Regions from separate parts of the Homo sapiens genome. Here regions 1 and 3 are each linked to region 2. Evidence: chromatin loops called from intact Hi-C (ENCODE). Cell type or tissue: GM12878. All regions are shown on one strand.

What was found. Peaks named below come from ENCODE experiments on the same cell type or tissue, not always from the same donor. Only the 100,000 strongest peaks of a DNase experiment are listed, where the experiment ranks them.
Region 1: a loop joins it to region 2, with 5 times the contacts of the local background. A loop is called at or near these places in 8 of 110 quality-filtered maps.
Region 3: it touches region 2 in a loop (2.7-fold over the local background); 3 of 110 quality-filtered maps call a loop at or near these places.

Annotation. Positions count from the first base shown.
Region 1 is chr5:69,003,319-69,011,318 of GRCh38, forward strand. All of the region lies in intron 1 of LINC02198 (long intergenic non-protein coding RNA 2198), which reads right to left. LOC107984116 (a long non-coding RNA gene) reads right to left here and starts at 3,867. Exons shown (of 3, transcript XR_001742709.2): 1 at 3,709-3,867. In GM12878, a CTCF peak has its summit at 4,647 (motif pointing left); a DNase peak (open chromatin) is centred at 4,613; H3K27me3 peaks cover 5 bases.
Region 2 is chr5:68,455,621-68,463,620 of GRCh38, forward strand. All of the region lies in intron 3 of LOC105379013 (a long non-coding RNA gene), which reads right to left. Among named protein-coding and RNA genes, the nearest start is that of PIK3R1, 240 kb to the left of the region's middle. In GM12878, a CTCF peak has its summit at 4,738 (motif pointing left); no DNase peak of the experiment used is centred here.
Region 3 is chr5:68,375,190-68,383,189 of GRCh38, forward strand. No RefSeq gene overlaps it. Among named protein-coding and RNA genes, the nearest start is that of PIK3R1, 160 kb to the left of the region's middle. In GM12878, no CTCF peak of the experiment used is centred here; DNase peaks (open chromatin) are centred at 2,752, 3,302 and 3,372; H3K27ac peaks cover 258 bases; H3K27me3 peaks cover 278 bases.

The DNA of each region.
Region 1 (8,000 bases), 550 kb after region 2:
CATCTGCCTCCCAGGTTGAAGCGATTCTCTTACCTCAGCCTCCTGAGTAGCTGGGACTACAGGCACATGCCACCATGCCCAGCTATTTTTTTGTATCTTTAGTAGAGACGGGGTTTTACCATGTTGGCCAGGATGGTCTTGATCTCTTGGTCTCGATCTCTTGACCTTGTGATCTGCCGCCTTGGCCTCCCAAAGTGCTGGGATTACAGGCATGAGCCACCGCACCTGGCTGTTTTTTGTTTTTTTGTTTTTTTGTTTTTTTTTTAAAAAAAAAGAGGATGATGCAATAAAATACTATGTAGCTCTTGGGAAAAAAGGAGTTAATCTAGATTTACTGATACAGAACAATTTGCAGTTCATCATTTCATGAAAAAGCAAGGTGCAAACCGTATACAGTATGCTTCTGTTTGTGAGGGAAAAAGATATATAACCAAATATCCTACAATTATACATACACAGAGAGAGAGTGGATATTTGTATATGTATAGAATTTGTCTGGAAGGGTGGGAGATGGTGGCTCACAGCTGTAATCCCAGCACTTTGGGAGGCCAAGGTGGGCAGATCACCTGAAGTCAGGAATTTAAGACCAGCCTGGCCAACATGGCAAAACCCCATCTCTACTAAAAATACAAAAATTAACCAGGCATGGTGGCATGTGACTGTAGTCCCAGCTACTTGAGAGGCTGAGGCAGGAGAATCACTTGAACCTGGGAGGCAGAGGTTGCAGTGAACCAACATTGTGCCACTGCACGCCAGCCTGGGTGGCAGAGTGAGACTCCATCTCGAAAAAAGAAAAAAAAGAGAATTTGTCCAGAAGGATATACAATAAAGAGCAACTGTCTCTGAGGAAGGGACATGAGGGACTCAGGAATGGAAATTGGGCGGGGGGGGTTTGTATTTGGTGCCTTGTTTTTCCCTTAAAATTTGTACTATGTGCACAAATTATCTCTTCAAAAACTAGTTAAATGAGTGCCTGAAAGAGGACCCCATGACGCTGCCAGTATTGCATCATATCTGCAATAATAAGCAACACACTATTGCTATCATTTTTGCTAAAGATTTTGCTGAAATCTTGTATATCAAACTTAGAGACAAAGGAAATTAAACGTAGTTAAATTAGACTTTAAAAACCAATTCTCTCCCCCTCCCTGCTCTGCTATAGACAAAAGGAAAAACCTGAAAAGTTTTCAAAACCTGCATAATCCATTGCTTGTTTAGTCATTGGCACAGCTGCGTGATACAATGGAGAAAACGAGAAATGTTCCCAACTCTTCCTTTGGAAATTTGCCAGTATCATCTCCAAAGTATCCTTCAGACGTTATCCACTTATGTTTTTCCAGTGTACCCACCAGCAGAGTTCCCAAGCACTTTAACAAGAGCTGTATTTTGAATCAAAAGCATGAAGCGGGATACAAACCTCAATATTGCCCTAGTTTAGTAAAACATTTGCCTCGGGTGACAGCAGAAAAGGAAGCTTAGTCCTTCTGATTCCTAGCTAGGAAAGACAGGAAATGTGTTTCCCCCACATATTTTCTTTGTTGCTTCAGTTCCACACATTCTATAGTTATGCAACCCCCATGTGGTGGATCAAAGATGGCTACAAATTCTTTGACACTCCTCTCCTGTGGAGAAGGGATCTGTTTCCATTATTCTTGATTCTGGGCTGTCCTGTGACTGCTTTGACCAATGGAGTATCACAGAATTGGTGCTATGCCAATTCCAACCCTAGTCTCTAAAATAACCGGCAGAGTCCTAAGTGAGCCACTATGTAAGAGTCCAACTGGCATTCTAAAGAGAACACGTAGAGATACTCTAAGACTACATCGAGAGGGAGAAGGGCACAAAGCCTGTCAGCCATTCCTGTCAAGACACTAGGCATATGAGGGAAGCCATCTTGGATGCTTCAGCCCACACCAGACTGTTAAGTGACTCCAGTCAATGCCATGTGAAGCAGAAGAATCACCCAACCAAGCACTGAGCAAATTCCTGACCAAGGAACTTGTGAGATAATTAAAATATGGTTTTAAGACACTAAGTTTTGGGGTAGTATGCTATGCCGCAATACATAACCAAGACACCACACTATCAAAAATTAAACACTAGCATCTGCAAACCTTTAATACTCAAAATTCAATCTTTCCTGAATTACCTTAGATTATTGATAGAACAATCTCATGCCAGGCAGACACAGCTACTAGGAGAAGGGGCCAGGTTCAAGTTAAGACAACAGAAGAATTTTCCAGCACCTCCTTTCCAGCCAGAGATAAGTCTCCATTGGCCAGTACTGCCAGACAGAACTCCAGAGATCATGGCCAGGGATCCTGGAGTTTCTCAGCTCACACAGGACCACCATTTCTCAGGGTGTCATTTGACCAGCCCCAACCACTCCAGTACTCTGCCCATGTCCACCAATGCCATGTCCACCACCTCATGGGTGTCACATGTGGTTATTCCTGGAGGTAGGTTAAGAACCAGACCCTCAGCCAGGTGTGGTAACTCACACCTGTAATCCCAGGACTTTGGGAGGCTGAGGCAGGCAGATCACTTGAGGTGAGGAGTTCGAAGTAAGTCAGCCTGGCCAACATGGTGAAACCCCATCTGTACTAAAAATACAAAAAATTAGCCAGGCATGGTGGCTTGAGCCTGTAATCTCGGTACTTGGGAGGCTGAGGCAAGAGGATAGCTTGAACCCAGGAGGCGGAGTTTGCCATGAGCCAAGATCAAGCCACTGCACTCCAGCATGGGTGACAGAGAAAAACTCTGTCTCAAAAAAAAAAAAAAAAAAAAAAAAAGAACCAGACCCTCTACTCCAGCCCTTGCCCTTTCAGGCTGGGATGAGGGAAGGAGGGCTAAGTCTTGGAAGGAGAGATTCCTGGATTAACTTCCTCAGCCCACAACGACTGGCAGTTGCCACCCACTCCAGCCATGTGCCTGTTCTCACCCACCCACAGGGTTGCCAAGGCCTGAGGGAGGTGGCACTGGCAGAAACCATAATTAGGGATTTCATCATATACTTTAGCTAGAATTGAGAACAAATTCTTCCTTACAACATGCAAATCTATTGTTCGACTTTCAAACATCCAACTAACTTTCAAACACATTTTTGGGAACCCATTAGATACGTAAGGAAGACACTACCTCTTCTGAACTGTAGACATGGCCTTGAAATTCAGACAAGAGCATGTCCAGGGTTGACACAATAATGGAAGATTCAAAAAACACGTGATGAAAGAGAACATGGAGGTCAGCAAACATGGTCCAGCAAGGTCCAGGTTGCACCAAGGCAAGCACAGACCCAGAAGCTATGAGGGAAGGAAAGGGGGAAGTACAAAGAGGGTCTTCATCCCTCCTGTGTCCCTGGCTTCAAAGGAGTGAATTCCCATTCAATTTCATAAAAGACTTTTCACCATTTCCTATATAGACAAATTAAAGCAGCAAGTTGACCATCTGAATAATCTATTGTTATAGATCAATGTCTGGATATTACTGGGGGAGAGAGGTGTTTGAGCTTTGAGCTTTTTCTCAAAGGCTAAAGGGACAAATTTTAGGATTTTCCCAAATTATCTCAATAATTTTTTCAACCCTTCACTTCAGACAAAATATTTAAGGAAATGCTATTTCCATAGTATTCTTGGGTCATACCTATAGAGCCACAGCCAAGGGAGGGGCACAGGAGGGAAGAAGGAGGGGTAGAGTCACCCAGATTACCTGTCTGGTTGCTTAGACTGGTCCAATTTCACTAAGAATCACACAAACCTCTTCATTCCTTCTGCTTTGTTCACCTGACCTTTTTCAATTTCTTTTTCCTTTCTCCATTACCCTAAGGGAGTAATCTAGCCACTCTGGCTTTCTTTGCATGCAAAATGTAACAGTTCCTTCTTTCGTCTTTCAGATAAAGGCAGTCTTGGGGAGGGGAAGAGAAAAGTGCCTGGCTTCTCCAAATTAGCTCTGAAATAAAAGTCACTGCCAGATGTTATATAAAAGGTGACGTAATCCTAAAGTACTTCATTACATATGCAGCTCTGCTGTTCAGCCCAGGAGGAGTTTATTACATTTTGTCGATCCCATTTTCTATACCCACATCATTTTTACATAATTTTTCCTGCCTGACAGACATCTTCACATTTTCACAGCAACCCATCAAGATAGCGTTACAACAGCACAGGAAACCAGGCTAGCAGTTTACAAATAATGGTGTTAATAAGTCAGATTTGTCCCTGAGATACAAATCAGGAGTAAATGGTCTATCCATGTGTGTGAAAAGCACATCTATTTCAGAATAACAGGGAAGAAAGCAGAGCACCATTTCAACTGGCACCGTGTTCCTTCAGAACACGTACCAAACCTATTCGACAAGTAGGAAAATGGAGAAATGTCAATCTAAAGTTATTCTTGCAATTCTTTTCGTTTTCCTAATAAATTCTTGGCTCAGAGTGAAATAGATGACCATGGAAAATGCATTAAGATCAAACTTCCTGCCTTTTTGGATTGCACAAAATTTAGAAGAAAATACACCATTCGTACCAATGAAGTATCTAGCTACTGAGATGCTTTAAGTGCAAACACTGAGAGACACTTCCTCCCACTCGCCAGGTGCTAAGCATCCTTCCCTGTCTCCCTGGGCACTCATGGCCCCACTGCCCCCTGATGGTAAAAAGCAGCAGTGCAGGCTGGACCATTCTTCAAGGAGGATTGACAGACTGGAGTGGACGGTTCAAAGGCATTTGCCTTAAGGTCAGTGTGAGAGGCCAAAGACACTGAGCTCCTAGTTACTAGTCAGAAACAAACTTATGCGACTCAGAATTCCAGTGGGATAAGAAAATGCCTGTGACTCCCACCCCAAGGAATCATACATAGAAGGAAATTTCATCTTTAGAACCTCCTTCAGCCTTAAGGAAAGATCCCTGTAAAAATGAACTTTGTGTTTTTAAACAGTAATTATAAACTTAGAGTAATGGAGGTTTTATTCTTTTATAAGAGTGGGACTTGGATATAGGAGAAGGGGAGATGTAAAGGCTTCATGGAGGAATTTTGACCCCCTCCCTTCCACTCCCACCCCCTCACTGCCTAGAAAATAAGAGGTATTAGCAACTAGCCCCAAAATAAATGTACCTAATGTCATACTTTTATCCAAAGTCATCACATTCCATAGTTCTACAAGTAGTTTGTTTCACAGGTTCAAATTTTCTTCTCCTTTTTAAAGCAGTTTTTCTTTATATCAAAGTAATTCATGCACATAGTATAAAGAGTCAAACTGTTCTACAGCAGTCCAAGCAGTCCCTACCTCGTGTTTCCTGCTCCCAGAAGGCAGATACTTCCAGCTCTTTTAACTGAACCATTTACTTTTTACCTCTATATCTCTAAATGTCATGTTCATGTTGCTGCCTCTTGATTTTTTAGTTTAAGCTTCATATATTGACTTTGCACTATGGAAGATGACTTCATAAGTACCCGCACACACATACACAACCCCACCATACATATATACTTCCCAGTATAATTTTGGTAAGAGCAATAATCAATATTTATAGAGCTATAACTATTAAATTCTTGACCACAAAGCCATGTGGTATATCCTGTTCACATTTCCTTTCCTGAACAAGTTTATATTTTCCCTGGAATTAAAAAAACAGTCTTTTCTTCACATGCTATGTTTTATATGTATTGATTATATTAGTTTCCTAGGACTGCCATAACCAAGTACCACAAACCAGGTGGCTTTAAACAACAGAAGTTTATTGTCTTATAGTTCTGGAGACTAAAAGTCTAAAATTAAGTTATCACCAAGGCCATGCCCTCTCTGCAGGCTCTTCCTGCCCCCTTCAGCTTTTGGCATTTGCCAGCAATCCTCAGCAGCCCTTGGCTTGCAGATGTGTCACTCCAATCTCTGCCTTGTTACTTGTTATATGGCCTTTTCCTTTTTTACTTTTTTTTTTTTAACAGGGTCTCACTCTGTTGCCCAGACTGGAGTGCATTGGCATGATCATGGCTAACTGCAGCCTCAATTTCCTGGGCTCAAGCCTTCCTCCTCCCACCTCAGCCTCCCAAGTAGCTAGGAGTACAGGTACATGCCACCACTTCTAGCTAATTTTTTTTTTTTTTTGGAGAGACAGGGTCTCACTATGTTGCCCAGGCTGGTCTCAAACTCCTGGCCTCAAGCAATCCTCCCACCTCAGCCTCCCACAGTGCTGGGTTTACAGTTGTGGGCTACTGCACCTGGCCTATGTGGCCTTTTTCCACGTGTGTGTCTGTCTTCACATGGCATCTCTTCTCTATGTGTGTCTGTCTCTGTGTCTCTTCTCTTGTTATAAGAACACCAGTCATCTTGGATTAAGGGCCTACTCTACTCTTGTATGACCTCATTTTTAACTGACTTCTTAATTATGTCTACAAAGACCCTGTTTCCAATAAGTCATGTTCCCAGGTACCCAGAGTTAGGACTTCAACATATCTTTAGTTGGAGGTGGCAGCGAGAGCACAATTCAGCCCACACTGATCTCCACTAATTTATCCCCAACTCTGAGCAATTGTCTAAGTCTCCTCTGAGTATATTCAAACATTATCTATTTTCTATCAATCAGGTTTCACCTTCTGTGTCAGTTCACTCTCAAATGGGCTTTCTCTTTATAATTGGCTACAACTACAGCACATATCCTTTCAGGTTCAAGTGGAAAAACAGGACATATTTCTCCCTCAGTAGCCTCATTGGCTCCCCAGGATCACATGCCAATCTCCAACCAGTCACTATAGGCAGGAGAAGACTGCACGCATGTGACTTAATCCTGGGTTATATGCTCCCTAGATAGAGCTGGGCATAAGACCAGCTTTATTTTACTAAATGACCTGATCCTGGAGAAGAGAGGATTCCACAAAGGGTGAATGGATGGATACTGAACACCAAAACTAAATTAACATCCACTACTGCAGCCTGTTAGAAAACACTTTAAGAGGGGTCATGTTCTCCCCAAGACTGGAACACAGATTTTGTCCTTCCAGAGAATTTCATAATAATCTCTTCCTTCCAGGAAGTTTCAGGAAGCAAAAAAGATATTGAACAAAAAATACATTCAGATCTACATTTTCTCCTTTTTCTGCTTTCATAGAGATTAATCTGGTAATATCTGAGGGAAAAAATACATGTCACTTTAGTACATTTTTACATCCTAAATTGTTTGGAGAGAAGGTACTTATTATCCCAAATACAAAATGTCATACACACGGAGGGAAATATCCTCTGGTCAAATCCCCATGATTTCAAATAGAATGACGCAGAAAATAAAAAATTCCAGCCAGGCAGGCAATAACCATCCTGTTCATAAAAACGCTCTCCTGCTGAGATGCCACAAGAAGTTTTCTTCAAATGAGCTTTCACACTGCAATCTAGTTGTCCAACATCATCTCTTGCCATCTGTGAAGAGTTTGGGAAACAATGGCCTCATTCCCCTCTCCACCTGACAGCATCTGCCTCTGTGAAGGAGTTCAGAAATGGTGAACTTTGAGTTTTCTTTCCATCCGTTTTCCTTTCTTTTTTTTTTCTGCTTTTGACCTAATTTTTTACATTTTTGAACTACAGATCACAAACTTTAAACATTAACCTTGTTCACTGGAACAGATTGCTTGAATCTAAGAAAAATTAATGATCTTTTCCTGTCAGAGCACTTCGATCAAAGCAAAACAAAGAACATAGGAACTAAGATGACAAAATCGAAAAGAAAAATAGGGGAAAATGGGAGAGGATGGAGTCAGAAGGAAGCTAGGAAAAGAGAAAGCCAGAGAAACCAAGGAATAAAAAAAAGTGGATATGACTCAGAACCATTTAAAATAATTTTTTTTAAAGTGGAGGGAATAAAAAAGATGAGAAAAACCCTAACCTAGGCTTGAGGACCTGCACTGTGGCCAACTGCTTCAACCCAACCCTGTGCACCTGTCGGGGTGGCCTCTCTGGGCCTCAGTCTTCCCCCACTGGGTGGAGTGACCCAACACATCTCCTGAGCCCCTTC
Region 2 (8,000 bases):
GTAATACTGAGATGGGACTTCTCTCCACTAGCAAGACAATAGGAAAGAGAACTTAGACAAACCCCCTTAGCACTGGCAACAGTCGGCACGGTGCCAGCTGAAAATGGGATGCCCAGGATACCCAAATTTCTCTTCAGTCAACTACAAATGCTTGAGCCCCAACCTGACAATTGGCTGCTTCTGAGCACAGAACAGACAATCTGCACCCCACAGCATGCAGAAAGCCAGAGAGTGAGCACTCTGACTGAATCCAAACCAAACTATCAGGACACAAAATGAGACAGAAAGGATACAGGAGCTATCCCTGGGAAGGAAAAGATCTATTTTAAAAAGTATTCAAACCAAGTCACAATACAGTAAGTATAAGTTCTGAGTGTTTTCTCCCGGAAATCTAAATCTTGGGAAGAAAAGACAGAAAGATGGTCTTACCATCCTCACTTGACGGGATTCTGAGCAGAAATCTGGGAACCTGGCTGCTAAGAAATTTATCTTTGTCAGCATAGTCAGAGATCCTGACATCTTAGCTGCACTTTCTGGAGGAGCAGAGAGTCCCAGCCATCCCATCCTCATCACCAAAATTATTGGGAGAAAACTTTTCCTCATCCAATTTAGTTCCAGTGGTTGAAGGCCCATGAGTTAACTGACAATAGACAGATTAACAGGAGAAAAGATAGGCGATTTACACATACACAGGAGTTCTCAGAGATAATAACTCACTCAATAGCCTGAGATTAAAGGGTTCATATACAAAATTTAACAAAGGGTAGAGGGGTTAGGGCTTCAATAAGAAGGTATGGAAGGTTCTGTTGAGGTTTTTGATGCTAATAGCAATGGACACTCTGTCTCCCTGGCAGCGAAATTCCAGGAAACCCCCTCAGATGGGGGTTAATGGCAGCAGTATTTTCGGGAGGCCCTGCTTTAGTCAGGTAAGTGCAGTCGAGATAACACTTTTTTCTGTATCTTCTTTAGCTCAAATGTTCTCACTTCAAAAATCTTTATGCCAGCTCCAGGGATTTGAATGAATCCCCACAAGACTCAAGACATATATCATCTCAAGAACTTTCAAAAAGGAAAACTTCCTGGTTCCTTTCTAGGGCAAATTTTGAGATGGACAATATTTCTATGACATGCTTGAGAGCTTCAGGAAGGCTCAGTGAAGTTCCTGGTGACAGAGACATCACTGCCTAATACAAATGCACTGTGGGGTTACGGATAAGGTCTCTGCCCAGGATGACATCATCCTGGGCCTCATTCCAGTACTGTAAGCTGTGACTTCTGTGCCCAGAGTGAGGACTGCTGTTTAACTTCGTTAGGTTCTCAAGATACAAAGCCTGCTACTTACCTTCAGAAAATCATTGCACAATATTTCAAGAGTGAAGTCATATCAGGTTTCTTTTTTCTGTTTACTTTTGCCTTTCACTCATCACAAACAGGATAAAAGGTAGACCGTTTATATTTTTGGGTCACAAATTGATCTTATAACTCCAAACACTGACTTCCAGGGAAATTTTGTTACCAGTGGAAATATCTAGACGAAAAGGTGAAATTCAAAGTGCTAATTTCAAGAGGCAGTATCTTTTATAAGTAATATGAATTCGTGCTATTTGTCTATAAGGAAAACATGCTTCCTGTTCAGTAAAGTCATTTTCACAACCTCAGGAATGCTGCCATTATTAAGATAGTTAACAGCATCTTCTAAAAAAATTGTGGACTCAGGTTCATCATTTCAAACAGCTGATACACAATACACAATGTAGAAATTAAAGATAACTTGGCCAGGTGCGGTGGCTCACATCTGCAATCCCAGCTACTCGGGAGGCTGAGGTAGGAGAATCGCCTGACACCCGGGAGGCCAAGGCTGCAGTGAGCCGTGATTGCGCCACTGCATTCCAGCCTGGGCAACAGAGCAAGACCCTGTCTTAAAAAAAATAACCGAGCCACCAAGTGATCCTATCTTAGGAGATGGAAACCCCCATCATAAGAAGAGTAGGTAAATGTCTGCAGTCTAGCCTCTGGGAATGAAATTTCTTAAGGACGGGCTTCATGGATTTGGGGCTCATGAACCTGCAAGAACACTGGCAATCAAGAGAGTAAAAACATAACCAGAAGGGTTCAGAGTTTGGGAAGCTTCTTCGTAGCACTAACTGAGATATTGCTAATTAGTGGCTCTCCAAAATATTATTAAAATAATCTGTTGATTCTGGACAGTCTTTATTAGGGGAGGAGGCTGTCCTGTGCATTATAGGATGTTTAGCAGCATTCCTGACTTCTACCCTCTAGATGCCAGGAGCAGCCCCAGTCATGACAACCAGAAATGTTGCCAGACATGGCCAAATATCCCCTGGGAGGCAAAATCATCCCCAGTTGAGAACTGATGGCTTAAAGTTAATGGAGAACACTATTTACAAAAAATCTCACTAGAGTCTCGGGGTGCAGGTAGGGGATGGAGCAAAGTTGGGAGTATTTTTGAGATTGTGAAGTCTGGATTTTTTCCAATGTGTATCTTTTAGTGTGAGAGCCAGGGAGCCCTGGCTGGGGTCTAGTGAGGACCATAATCTAATCACTTAGAATGGGCAAACACAAGATGAAGATTTTGAGGGCAAAGACTCGGAAATGCTCAAATTTTAAAATTTTCCTTGAATGCTTTCTATTGACGAGTTGATGTGTCTTTGGGGAAATTCCTGGAATGAACAATACAGTTATTTGTAACTGTTATCTTCTTGAGGAAGAGTTTTCTGGAACAGTAAAGTTATGCTGATGAAGATCCTGGAATAGTAAAATCATGTTAACGTAGACTGTGTGGATATAAATACGTTTTAGATCTCAGTGAATTCCTTAAGTTCCTTGATTTTTTGCCCCTGCCCTTTTGCCCGTTATTACCACATTCAGAAAAGCCAATAAAATACAAAAAAAAAAAAAAAGAGACTAAAGAGGCAGCAGGAAGAAGGAGGGGCTCGGATGTTGCTGCTGGGCTCCATCCTGGCTTCACCACACTGACACCTGCATGACCTGGGTGAGCAACATACTTTCTCCAAACCTCAGCCTCTCCATCAATATATGGAAGTTGATAATAGTGACTCCTTCATCAAGTTGTGGTAGAGTTTGAATGAAATAATACATGACCAGTGCCCTAGACATACTATGCACTCAGTGGGTATAAATCAACTGTGTAAAACTAGGAAAACATGCCATCACTATGGTGCTTCTATGCTTAGACCAACATGCCTTTGGGGACTGCCTCATTCTTTCTGAAAACTAAGCAAATACTGGGTTTAAAAGGAAGCAGAAGTGTTGTCTCTGCACCCTAGAAATATTGTGTAGGGAGAGGTGGCTAACTCTCCTAAATCCTTCCACCCATGTTTTTAACTGAGCATGCTCTTGGATCACCACTAAAATGCATGGGGGAATTTAGGCTGTAATTTAGTAATGCCACTGTTTATAAAAGTAGAGGAACAATGAGAACACCATGGCATTAGTTTGGAGTAGGTTAAAAATTACTTTTCTGAAGCTTATCTACTAGAATGTTTATCTAAGCTATTTTTCATGGGACGTTTTAAAGACAATACCTTCCTTCAATAGCCATGACCTTGAATTCATTACATGGTGGAATTCTACTGCTTACTCTCTCCTAATTCTGAAAGCCAGCCATATTCTTCAAGTGGGAGACTCATTTGTACAGTGCCAGGTGCTGATCTAGGCACTTCATATGAACTTTCTCCTTTAATCCTCAGTCTGTAAGGTAAATACCGTGATGAGAAATCTGATACTCAGAGTCAAGCAATACAGTGAGGAGACCCAGCTGACACACAAGTGGAGGCAGAATTTAAGCCTTGTCTAGTGGGCTCCAAAGTCGATGGTTCTACTGCAGCATGTTACCACCTACATGTCTATTTCTCAAAACAGCAACAAACAGAAAAACCCTAAGATAACACATCAAACATCCTAGTCATGGTTTTACAGAGTCTGGGTCCATATGCAGTATTTGAACAGATAAACTGGTTTCTAGTATGTTGGCAAGGAAGGGGCAATCTTGCAAGGTGGATAGATCTAATCTGATTGTAAGGTGACTGAAATAACCAGACACCAGCCTCAGGGAGCCTCATTGCCAGTCCAGTTGTTTGCCTAATTTTAACCAGTGAATGAAGTAGATCCAATCCATTGGTTGACACTTAACTGCTGTTGATGGGGCTGAGAGGAAGAAAAACAAGTCCGTCCCCTCTCTTATATACCATCCTGTCCCCCAGTGCAATCTGAGTGCCGTGTAAATTTGGCAAAGGGATGTTTAGACAGCAAAGGTTATCAACAAAATGGTTATGGGCCAAGGGAATTTCACTGAATAACCCTGTGGCTGGGAGTGACACTGGAATTAATTGTCTCCTAGTGTCCTGAAGAGTAGGCTTCCTAGGATGGTCTCCTTTTTTATGGTGGTGGTAATCTTTTTATTATTTTTCACGGTGGGTGATTCATTAAAAGAACAACTAAATGCAATTCAATTTCTAGGCCTTTGTAAGGTTTTTGGGTTTGGTTTTTGTTTTTTAACATGAACCAGAGTTCTTTTTTCCATCTCAGCTCTGTGAAAATGCCAACTGTGTGATTCTGAGCAAGTCGCCTAATCTCACTAGGGCTCAGTTTCTTCTCTGTAAGAGAGGGATCCACTATGTGACCCCTAAGGTCCTTTCTTGCTTTTAAGTCAAACTGATTCAGATGTTATTAACTGACTAGTGCCCTCTACAGGCAACTTCCTCCACCGTGTAAGAATCCAGGAAGAGGATATTTGCAAAATTCTCTTATTATATTTAATGTTGTGACTTAGTGTGCAACATAATATTTTGTTATGTAATGAACCATGCTGTGAAGCAAATAAAAATGTTAGACTTCATCTAGACCTAATTTTACAGATAAAGAATATAAGGACCACCATGGCTGGGAACTTTTCCAGTTCCTTTGGGATAAGGCTGGGGCTTGGTTACAAATCCCTGATATTCAGCTTAATAGTGTCCAGTGGTGACCTTTCTAGTCTTTTATGGTTTTCTTCAAAACTCTCTTTCCTTCACTTCTCAGATAACATTGGAACTCCGCATTTTCTAAATTTTCTATGTACTTACTATCCTTAACAGTTGATGAACTGTGGATTTTTCCACTAGAGTGGGAAATGGCTGTGTAGAAGTTGCCTGGTAATGATGTGAGCACCTCCTGTGAGGGTTACTTTCTTGCAACCTTTCCTGCTACTGATGTGAAGGTCCTTTACTGACATTGCTAGTGGAAAATGTATGCATGCTCAATATCTGATTGATTCACTTTTAGTTCAAGGACTGCAAAAATTTTTAATCCTTCATGCGGAGACCTACTCAGAAGTTGGGACACATTATTCATTTCTAAGGTGGAGGACGTAGAAAAAATGTCCTGGACAGCTTTCAGTGAAAATCTGGGTCTGCTTAAGCCTGCTTTAAAATTTTCTAAAATGAATTCATGTTTTAATTTTTATTATTACAAAAGCAGCATTTGTGCCTTGTCGAAAGTTATAAATTCAGATAAAGAAAAATAAGAAAACGATAGCACCATATTCCTACCACCCATAGATTACCACTGTTAACACCTGTGTGTATATCCTTAAAGCTTTTTCTATGCGTGTATAAATATACATATACATATTTTTACCAAAATGAGATCATGTTGTACATGCTGTTTGTAACCTGCTTTTTTTAGTTAATGATCTCCATCTTTCCTTGCCAATAAATTTTCATCTTATCTAAAACCCAGTCTGTATTCAAATTCCTCCTGCTCGTCCCCAAAAATGTCCTTTCCAGTTGGTTTGTCCAAACCGAACTCAAACCTAGGGCCCTGCATTGCATCTAGTATTATGTCCCTTAAAGCTCTTTAATCTAGCATGGTTTCTTCCCTCCTTTTATTATTTTTTTCATGAAACTCCTTGTTGAAAAAAACAGGGAAGCTTTCTTTTGTTTTTTTCTCTTTCAGATTTTGTTCTTTACATAAACCAGATTTTTTTTTTAAAATTGCCCAACTTTTTGCTGTATCTTCACCTGCAAGAGATACTGCCTTAATGGTATGACAGATGGTCAACTGCTGAAATGTAAAGATTTTCGTCTAAAATGAAATCTGTAAACCTGCTCAAAAGCCTGGAAAACATCTCTATTTTTCTTTAAGTTTCCCCTCTGCCTGTCCCTCCAGCCCAGAACAAAGGATAATCAGTCAAAACTTGTGTCAGGCCCTATGATAAGCTATAGTGGTGAACCAAACAGCCATGGTCCCTGTCCTCATGGAGCTTATAGTCTAGGGAGGGAATCTGACCTTCAGTTAATCATTAACATTAAATGCTTAATTAGGTGATGACAAAGACAAATGCTGAAAAGGCAAAGGATAGAGTATAAGGTGTCCAGGTGTGAGAGGTGGCTCAGGAAATAAAGGGGCCTTGTCTGGTATATTACAGCAGCCTTTTCCAGAGAAATGGCATTGAGATTAGAACTGGTTAAGAAGAGAGGAAGGAGAAGACTGTTTCAGGCAGTGAAACCAGCATTTGCCAAGGTGCTGAGGTTTAGGAGTAGTTTCTAGCATGGCTGGGATAAAGGGGATTAGGGGAAAAATGGAATGAGATAAAGCTGGAAAGGAAGGCATGCAGCAGCTCATTCAGAGCTTATAGGCCATGTGAACAACTTTGGGCTTAATTATGTGGGCAAGGGGGAGCAATGAAGAGCTCTGAGATTTATATTTTACTAAGATCAGGCTGACTATTGTGTAAAGAGTATGTATTAGTTCGTTTTCACACTGCTGATAAAGACATAACAGAGACTGGGTAATTTCCAAAAGAAAGAGGTTTAATTCAACTCACAGTTCCATGTGGGTGGAGAAGCCTCACAATCATGGTGGAAGGCAAGGAGGAGCAAGTCATGGCTTACATGGATGGAGCAGGCAAAGAGAGAGAGCTTGTTCAGTGGAACCCCTCTTTTTAAAACCATCAGATCTCATAAGACTTATTCACTATCACGAGAACAGCACGAGAAAGACCTGCCCTCATGATTCGGTTACCTCCCACCAGGTCCCTCCCACAACACATGGGAATTCAAGATGAGATTTGGACAGGGACACAGCCAAACCATATCAGAGTACATGAAAGAGATAGGACTGGGCACGAATTACCAGTTAGAAGGCCACTGTGGTTGCGCCACTGAGAGATGATAGCTTGGCCTAAAGTAATGGCTGGAATGGATTGAAGAGGAGTGATTTCAGAGATATTTAGTGAATCAGCAAGTGGAACCAAAAAGACTTGAGGACTGATTGGATGAGGAGAGGTTAGGGAGAGGTAAAGGAAGGAGAGGAGCTAAGGATGATATATCTGTCAGCATTGTTTCTGTAGGGGTGATTGCAATCCCATTCAAACTGGCTTAAGCCTAAATGAAAATTTATTGATTCAAGTGAAGGAGAAGTCCTTGGGGTAGATCAGATACTTCATATATGGCTGGATCCAGGAGTTCAGATGATGTCTTCTAGAGTAGCTCTCTTTTGAATTCTTTATCTGGTGTAATGGCTTCACTCTCTGGAAAGCTCTCCTTGTGGTGGCAAAATAGCTGCTGGCAGCTCTAGGTTCACATCCTCAGAGGTTAGCAACTCCAGAAGAAGGCAACTTCTCAATAGTTTCAGGAAACTTCCTAGAATTGAGCCTTATTGGCTAGTCCTGGGTAACATGTTTACCCATGGAGCTAACAGGTAGGATTAATCTCACCTGGAGTAAAGACATTGTGAGCAGGAAAGGAAATTTGAAGAGCTATTCCCAGTACAAAGGTGAATGAGTGCTAAGTAGGCAAGAATGACAGTACTAATAAGGAGTCCAGGTAACTCTGAGGATTTTTACAGGCAAAACTGAGTGGATGGCGGAGGGATGGGGGTAGGGTTTATTCATTGAAGGAAGGGTAGAGTGTTGAGGGGAAAGATCACAAGTTCAGGTTTGCACATGTTCTTTTTGAGGCCTATTATCACATGGGGAT
Region 3 (8,000 bases), 80 kb before region 2:
AATGCTATGCTAGCACTCACTTGGGTGCCTCTAATGCCAATTATACCTCACCATTTGCATTTGTTGTCTCTGGCACAGATGATAAAAAGAGAAAGAGAAGTATTGTTGATTGTACATTCAAATTAACACAGCATTCACAGGGACTTGGGTGTGGTGGCAGATGCAAATCAAAAAGTCTGGTTCTTGATGGGTTGGGGATAGAAGTGGAGAGCTGCAGGCTAATCTACGTGGGGGATTTCTTTTTTCTTTTTGGATGGGTCAAATGTTTCAATTCCTTTCATGCTACTGATACATGCAGGTGCATGTTCATGCAAGAGCAGCATTTCAGAGACAGGTGTGATGATTTTTACATTTTATTCCTGGTTTTTTTTTTTTTCAATAAGGAGAAGCAATAAAAAAAGTCTCTCAAGATCATTTGCTTCTTTCCCCCATCAGCAGCCTATTTAGAGGGCTGTCAGAGTCACAAGGGACTCCTCATCTCTAGTCCCAGTCCATGCAATCCTTATTTGCATTTGCACACCGTGTTCCATATCTGGGACCCATAGAGAAGGCAGGAGGGAGCCAACTAGGACGAGTCAGGGAAGTAGATAGCAAAAGTGAGGAAAGACTTTGGAAATGAGCCATACCTGGAAGGTGTATGGGAATGGGATGCAATTGTATAGAAAGAGAAGAGCTTTTGTGATGAGGGCCTAATTATAAACTGGAGGGAGAAGAGGGTGTTTAGCGTGTATTGTCTGAGGGGCAGAGCACATTCATGCTCACTCTGTCCTCCAGGAGACCTAGCCAGAAGAAAAGGACTTCCATGGCAGGAGAATGGGTGGAGTTGAGACATAAAGACTTTCCTGACCATAAGGATTGAGAAAGATTGCTTCAATTCTTTTTCCAGACCATTAATATACTGTGTATTTTAGATGAGCAGTTTTCTTTCCATTCTGTCAGAACGCATTTCAAACTAGATATAGGCAATGAATTGGTCTCTCAATAACCCTTCCAAACTTTTCAGCCAGAGCATGCATTCTATCATGTTTAACTTTTAAAAAGATTATATACATATATTTCTTAACTAAAGGAAAGTAGAACATTTTACCAACACAACACACTGAAATATTTTATTATCTTCATTTTAAGAAAAGGGAAACCAAAACCTTAAAAACTTAAATATTCTTCCTGCTGTCCCCTACTCCAACATGTAAGCAGAATAAAAAAAAATTTGTGCAGGCATAGAATTTTCTATCATTGACTCTAGATTTGAGCTCTGTAAGTGGAGGCAAATATAAAATATAACTTAAATTTTAAAATTACCATACCTAAATCTTTCTTAGTTATAATCACCTCTATATCAAATTATTTTCTTTTGCTAAGAATGAGTAATATTCAAGGCAATCTTACAGCTAACCATTTCCTCTTTTCCAAGACAAATCACAATACCTGAATGGTAAAATCAATATTGTTCATTTCAATCATGTTGCTGATTATGGAGGGATATAAGATAGAGGGATAGGTTCTGAGATGGTGGGAAGGCTGGTAAAACTCGAGGTGTTCAGAAAAATGATGTACCTAGTGTAAGATAATATAAAGGGTTTGTTTTTAAAAGTGGCTGAGCTTCAAAATCAAGTCAGCACTTACTTATTAAGTCCCCATTGTGTATTTTCAGAAAAAAAAAAAAGTATAGCTGCTGCTATTAGAAATCTCAGTCTGTGAAACAACTGAAGGCCAATCCAGGATTCGATTCAGGGGATAGGTTGGAAGAATTGCCTCTTCTTCCTGCTCTGCACTTATAACTACAGTGTTACAACATTATATAGATTTGCCTCCCTGCCATGAAAATCGGAATGCAGTGGCCCTTTGCTTCCAAAACAAATATGAGTTTAGTTTCCCAGCATTTCCCGTCTTTTCCAGGAGCTCGGTTTTGAACAAGATTAAACATGCACACAGCTGAAATCAAGCTGGGTACTATGGAAATGTTGAAAGAGTGGACTTAAATCCTAGCTCCTCAGGACGGTCTAGATTCATTCCACAGCAAATATTCCTCACAGCTGCTGCTCTTCTGGTAAACAGAAGAGAGAAGAAGAAATAAGTTATTATCTGCCTGTTTAAACTGTCCCAAACTGAGAGACTAACACGTAGTACGGGTGACATGCAGCATGAGTTTCTTTTTCTACAGGATTTTGTTTGTTTTGTTTTAGTTTTACCTGACTGGAACTTGCCTTCTGGGGACCTTAAGTTCTAAATGAAGAAAAAATAATTTTATTTATTAAAGATTCAATTTTGCTTCTAAGAGTTTAATCAGAGTCTCTTTCTCCAACTTGAATTCCCCATTCACCAAGATTCCTTGTACTGTTGGTAACTGTCATATAAGAGAACCGTTTTTATATCTAGCAAGACCTCTTTGTCATCTTTAAGGATAAGATTGATTAAGAGAGAAGAGAACCAGGCAATGTGCATTTGGGAACTTATTATTACTCTCAAAGTTCTGGTTGTCTGAACCTCTGAAAGATGACTGATGCCCCGATCTCAGCTCAAAATACACAGAGACATCGTGTTTGGTGGAAGACACCTCAGAGATCTGCTGACTAGCCTCTTCATTTATTATAATTGAGAAAGCTGAGGTAAAGGGAGCATCATATTCTTTCAGCATTTTCCTTAGAGTGATTTAGTTTTGCTTCCCACTATGTGACTTAAATGACTCAAGAAGTCTTGCAAACAGATGTGCGCAGGTAGCAAATCCATGACTAGCATGGCTACCAGCACTGACCACAGAGCAACAGAGAAGGCAAATGAGGTGGTCATCGTTGAATTCAGTTTAGAGGTCAGAATAAGGGCATTCTTATCATAGATTGCTGAAGGAAAATGATATATCCGCAAAGTCACTACTCTACAATAGGTTATTTTTAAGGTCCCATAAAAAAAGCCCATGATTTAGAAACAAGGCTAGATTGCGAAGTACTCTTATTTTAAGAGGTTCCCAGGCATTTGGTGGTGCTCTTGATCCCCACATCCTGGGTTTTGAATGATTTTTCCCAAGCAAAAAATTGGCTTGCCTACATGTGTGAGCCACCATATCTTTTTTTTTTTTTTTTTTTTTTTTTTTGGCCAATAGTCATATCTACTGTTACTGCAGGACCTGAGATTCAAGCACAATAAGAGGCTATACCAGGCTGACAGAGAAGGACAAGAAGTGGTAGTCAACAGAGATCCTGTGGCTGAGCTAGCAGGAAGCCACAGAGCAGCAAAAGAGTGGGGTCTGATCCGGCCTTGCTATTCACTGTATCTTCTACAAACAGCATCTGCCTCTTTTGGGAGCTCTGTAGAAAGGCAGAACTTGCATTTTAACAAGCTCTTCAGGCGATTCTTATGCACATTAAACTTTGAGGAGTAGTGCCTGGTCCCACTCCCAGAGAGTCTGATTTAATAGGTTGGGTTTGTGGCCTGGGCACAAAGACTTCGAAAAGCTCCCCAGGGGATTCTAAAGTGCAGTGGTGGTTGAGAACCACTGCCCTGGAGCTTGAGGTTATGGCCACAAGCACTGGATATGAGAAAGCAATGGGCAAATGAGCTTGACCTGAGTAAGGGCAGCTTATATTCTTGTTCTGTTTTTGATGCAGAAATCTCCATAGGAATTTAGAGAAAGGGCTTCTTCAAAAGAAAATAATGGAGAGAAAGCAAACCCAAGAAGAGCTGGGGAAGCAGACAGGGAAAGGTCTCTGCAAACAACAGTAGCTGGGATTCAATGAATTCATACATGCAAAGAAGTTAGAACAGTGGCTCACACATAATAAAGGCTTTATAAATGTAGGCATGTTGGCTGGGTGCAGTGGCTCATGCCTGTAATCCTAGCACTTTGGGAGGCTGAGGCGGGCAGATTGCCTGAGCTCAGGAGTTCGAGACCAACCTGGGCAACATTGTGAAACCCCATCTCTACTAAAATACAAAAAATTAGCCAGGCTTTGTGGCATGCACCTGTAGTCACAGCTACTTGGGAGAATGAGGAAGGAGAATTGCTTCAACCTGGGAGGCAGAGGTTGCAGTGAGCTGAGATTGTGCCACTGTACTCCAGCCTAGGCGACAGAACAAAACTCCATCTCCAAAAAAAAAAAAAAAAGAAGGCATGTTTTTGTTATTGGTATTCATGGAAGATATGGGCTTGAATAGAGAGATACTAGACAATACTGGTCTTCATTTAGTATCTCCTAGGTGCCCAGCCCTTTATATTCATTATCTCATGTAATCCTCATAAAAGTCCTTTCAAGAGAGTATTATTATACCCATTTAGCAGGTAAGAAAACTGAGACTTACAGAGATGAAACATACTACCCAAGGTCACAGTTCAAACCCAGATCTTCTTGAGTCTAAAGCACCATTTAACTTCAACCAGGAGGAAGGTTATCGTTGTCGTCCCCAAGAATGTGGAGATTACCATGTGGTTGGAGAGTAGAAAATGGAGGGGAAGTAGGAATGATCTTGATAAATCCCAAATGCTATGTGTTTACTAGGTCCTGCTTCCTCCCAGTTCCCAGGCTCTCATCCAGACTGCTGCCCAAAAAGCAGTTATAAATTATTGCCTTTGGAATAAAGCAAAACTCAGTCATGCCAGCAAAGCTCATGGCTCTATTCAAAGGAGACATCTTGCCCCTCCCTGGCTTAGCACATTAAGGCTGCACTCCAGCTAGTAAGCCTCCCCAGCCAATTGCAAAGGAGGGTGGAAAAGTTGAGAATTACAAAGGGGTGAATACTGAGCCCAACACATTTTATTACCAAACTGTTAGAATTAGAAGAGGGTGTATATCAGATGGGCTAAGAAAACACTAGTAAGCACTTGGACTGCGGAACTGCAAAAGGATTTGCAGTAACAAAGTCTGATAAGACGTAGCTAGTATGGATTTGTGAGGGCAGGCCTAGCTTGAAAGAACTCACTGGGTTTGTTTTAGTTTTTTTTTTTTTTTAGAGGAATTACTGTTACAGGAGATAAAAGGAAAAAAAGGCTAGGATTATATTTACCTAAAATGACAAAACATTATTTGATAAGGTTGTACCTTAAAGTCAATTGCACCAGGTAAGAAATTCTGGTAGGGGGCAACTGAGCTTAACGGGAAGATAAAATGCTCCCCAAACAGGAAACAAAAAAAGGGGAAATAAAAGGTAGCATCTTCAGCTGGAAAAAAAAAAATCTACCCGTGAGCCTTCTCCTTCCTAATTCTTCTTTCAATAGCTATTTATGGGATGTCTCTGTTGTGCCAGGCATATCTCAGTGTCATAGGCACTGAGATAATCAGTGAACCAAAGAGACAAAAACCTCTGTCCTCCTGGAGTTTGCATTGTAGTGGGCATACAATAACCTGTGTACCCAATGCTGTTCAATTTGGGGCATGAACCTCTATGTCATAAACGCAACTGTATCCCTGAAATGTTGCCACAGTTCACTTAAGAAGAATCAAATGCAAATAGTTGGACAAACTCTAGAATTATTTGTCAGAAATGTCTCCTACCCCACCAGAGGCTACATGGCAAGTCTTCTTGAATTCCTTCATTTCCAGGTTATAATTAAGGGATACTTAAAAATACAGTTGTCCCTTGGTATCCTTGGGGAATTGGTTCTAGGACCTCCCACAATACCCAAGTCCAGTGATGCTCAAGTCCCTGATATAAAATGGTGTAGTATTTGCATATAACCTATACATTCTCTCCTATACTTTAAATCATCGTTAGATTTCTTATAATACCTAATACATTGTAAATGCTATGTAAATACTTGCTATAATATATTGTTTAGGAAATAAGAACAAGAAAAAAAAAGTCTGTACATGTTCAGTAATGTTTTCATTTTGCATATTTTTGATCTGTGGTGGGTTGAATCCTTGGATGCGGAACCCACAGATAGAAAGGACCTGTGGTATTCAGTCCTTTACATATTGTATTCATGCACCTTTGTCCCATTGGAACTTAAGAGTCCTTGAAGGCAAGAATCATGCCACCTCTTTTGTTTCCTACATCTCTGGGCTTGTGGGAAACAATTCTCTACCCTGCAAATGTCATTGACTCAGTCACCGGTTTCCATAAACTAGAGGAAACCACAGAAATAGTCACAACAACATCTCTAAGCAGATGAAAGATTATTACGATAAGACTATGGTAAACAGCTCTCCATCTTCATGGAGGCCAGAAATGGACAAAATGGATGTGAAGATTGCTCTGTGCCAACAAAGTTCTATAAGGACATCTGTAGATTTTTTTTTTCTACAGATGCTTAAAATGGAGACAATTCTCACGAGCCAAAGGAGGTTTGGGGATGGAGGCTCAGGCTCATAAAACCAGATCACGGTAATAATTTCTCATGCCAATTCAAACTTTTGATAGCTACTTTAAAAAGGTGATGTTAGCACCAGGAATTTGAGTTTATGGCAGATTGTTTGGGAATTAAGCCCTCTAAAGAGGAGACTTCCAGTGAGGCAGGCATGAAGTCTGTCTGGAAGACGGAGCTTTGGCATGACTGAGCCAGACTATGCAGTGGATTAAGCAAGCTTTGATAAACTATGGTGACCCTGAAGCCCTGCTGGCCAATATAGGATGGCAACTGTAATGGGGTTCTGAAACCATCCTTAAAGTTAGTCCTGAGAATATCCAGCCTTCACTTTGGAAAAAAATATCCAAAAGAATGTGGATATGATCCACCATTGCCGTAGAAAAGTAGGCAACAGTACATGGTCTAGCAACTTAAAGCAAACAGATGAGTGCCCCCAAAGACAGAGAGGATTTTCCACCTAGCATTTGTATGGGCTGTGATAGTGGAAGACACGCAAGACTTCAAGTGATGCTGCTCAGCTCTGAGCCAAGTGTCCAAAGGCGTAACTGTCAAATGTGTGCCTTTTCTCTCTCCCCCCATCCCTGCTGAACTCCTTGTCCTGCCAAACACCACACACAGTCAGCCGAGCAGTGGAATTCTTGAGAAACTGACACTTCCTTGTTCAGTACACTCAAGCAGATTTCCTGACCAGTTATGACACTCTGATATCTGTTTGTACCACACTTCAAAACAGCAAGTCTGTCCACAATGATCTTGTCTTTGAAACTGTCCACTTTAAATATTGCCTTATAATTTTACTGTGTCTACTTTTGAAGACTGAAAACCTCCTAAAACAGGGTATGGGAAGTACATTGCAGTTATGATTGGTGCCCTCGCCTAGATTACAAGTGTGGAAGTTACTTCTTGAGGCCTCTCTTCTGGGCATCTCATGTATCATGTCTTCCATATATCAGAGGCAGAAATTGGATCCCGAGTCTTGTAACCCAATGGCTGGTATTCTTTTTGCAATATCATAGTGCTTTCAAAGTTAGCAACATTCTCCTTAAATTCTCTGCTAAATCATAGTGCATTTCTTAGTTATGTCTGTATAAGCTTAACATTCTCCTCCCTATATATCGATTTTTTTTTAAGTCTACATTGGCAAGCCATCTTCTGCCCTAAGCCCTAAGATCCTAGAATCTCATGGCATTTCACCTTCACAGGACTTTCCTTGTGCCATCCTTCCAGGCCAGGAACAACCATCACTCTGGACCTTTCTGTTCCTGAAGTCATGGGATGCCTGGGCTGGTGAGGTCCTCAGACATCATCATGCCAAATGACCCCATTTCACATTGGGTAGAAATCAAGTACAAGGAAATACTCAGTTGCACAGGGCCCATGACTCACAACTTACATCCTTTCTACTTTACCAGGCTGTCTTTTACAACTCCAGTCTCAACTTGAAATTACCCTGAGTACATTCTCTGTGCTCTATTCTCTGATTGCCATGATAGAGGTAAAGTACCCAGAGAAAAATTACCCAGAGAAAAATTCTAACTGGTACATTTCCTCAATAATATATTGTCACTCTGAAATGACAATGTTTTAACCCAGTAAAATGTGCTACTGCACAGATGAATAGTGTGATTAATGAGTGGTAGGAATTCTGGGTCCTGAGGCAGATGGAAGAGAGTCTACAGATTGAGTGGCTCTTTTCAAT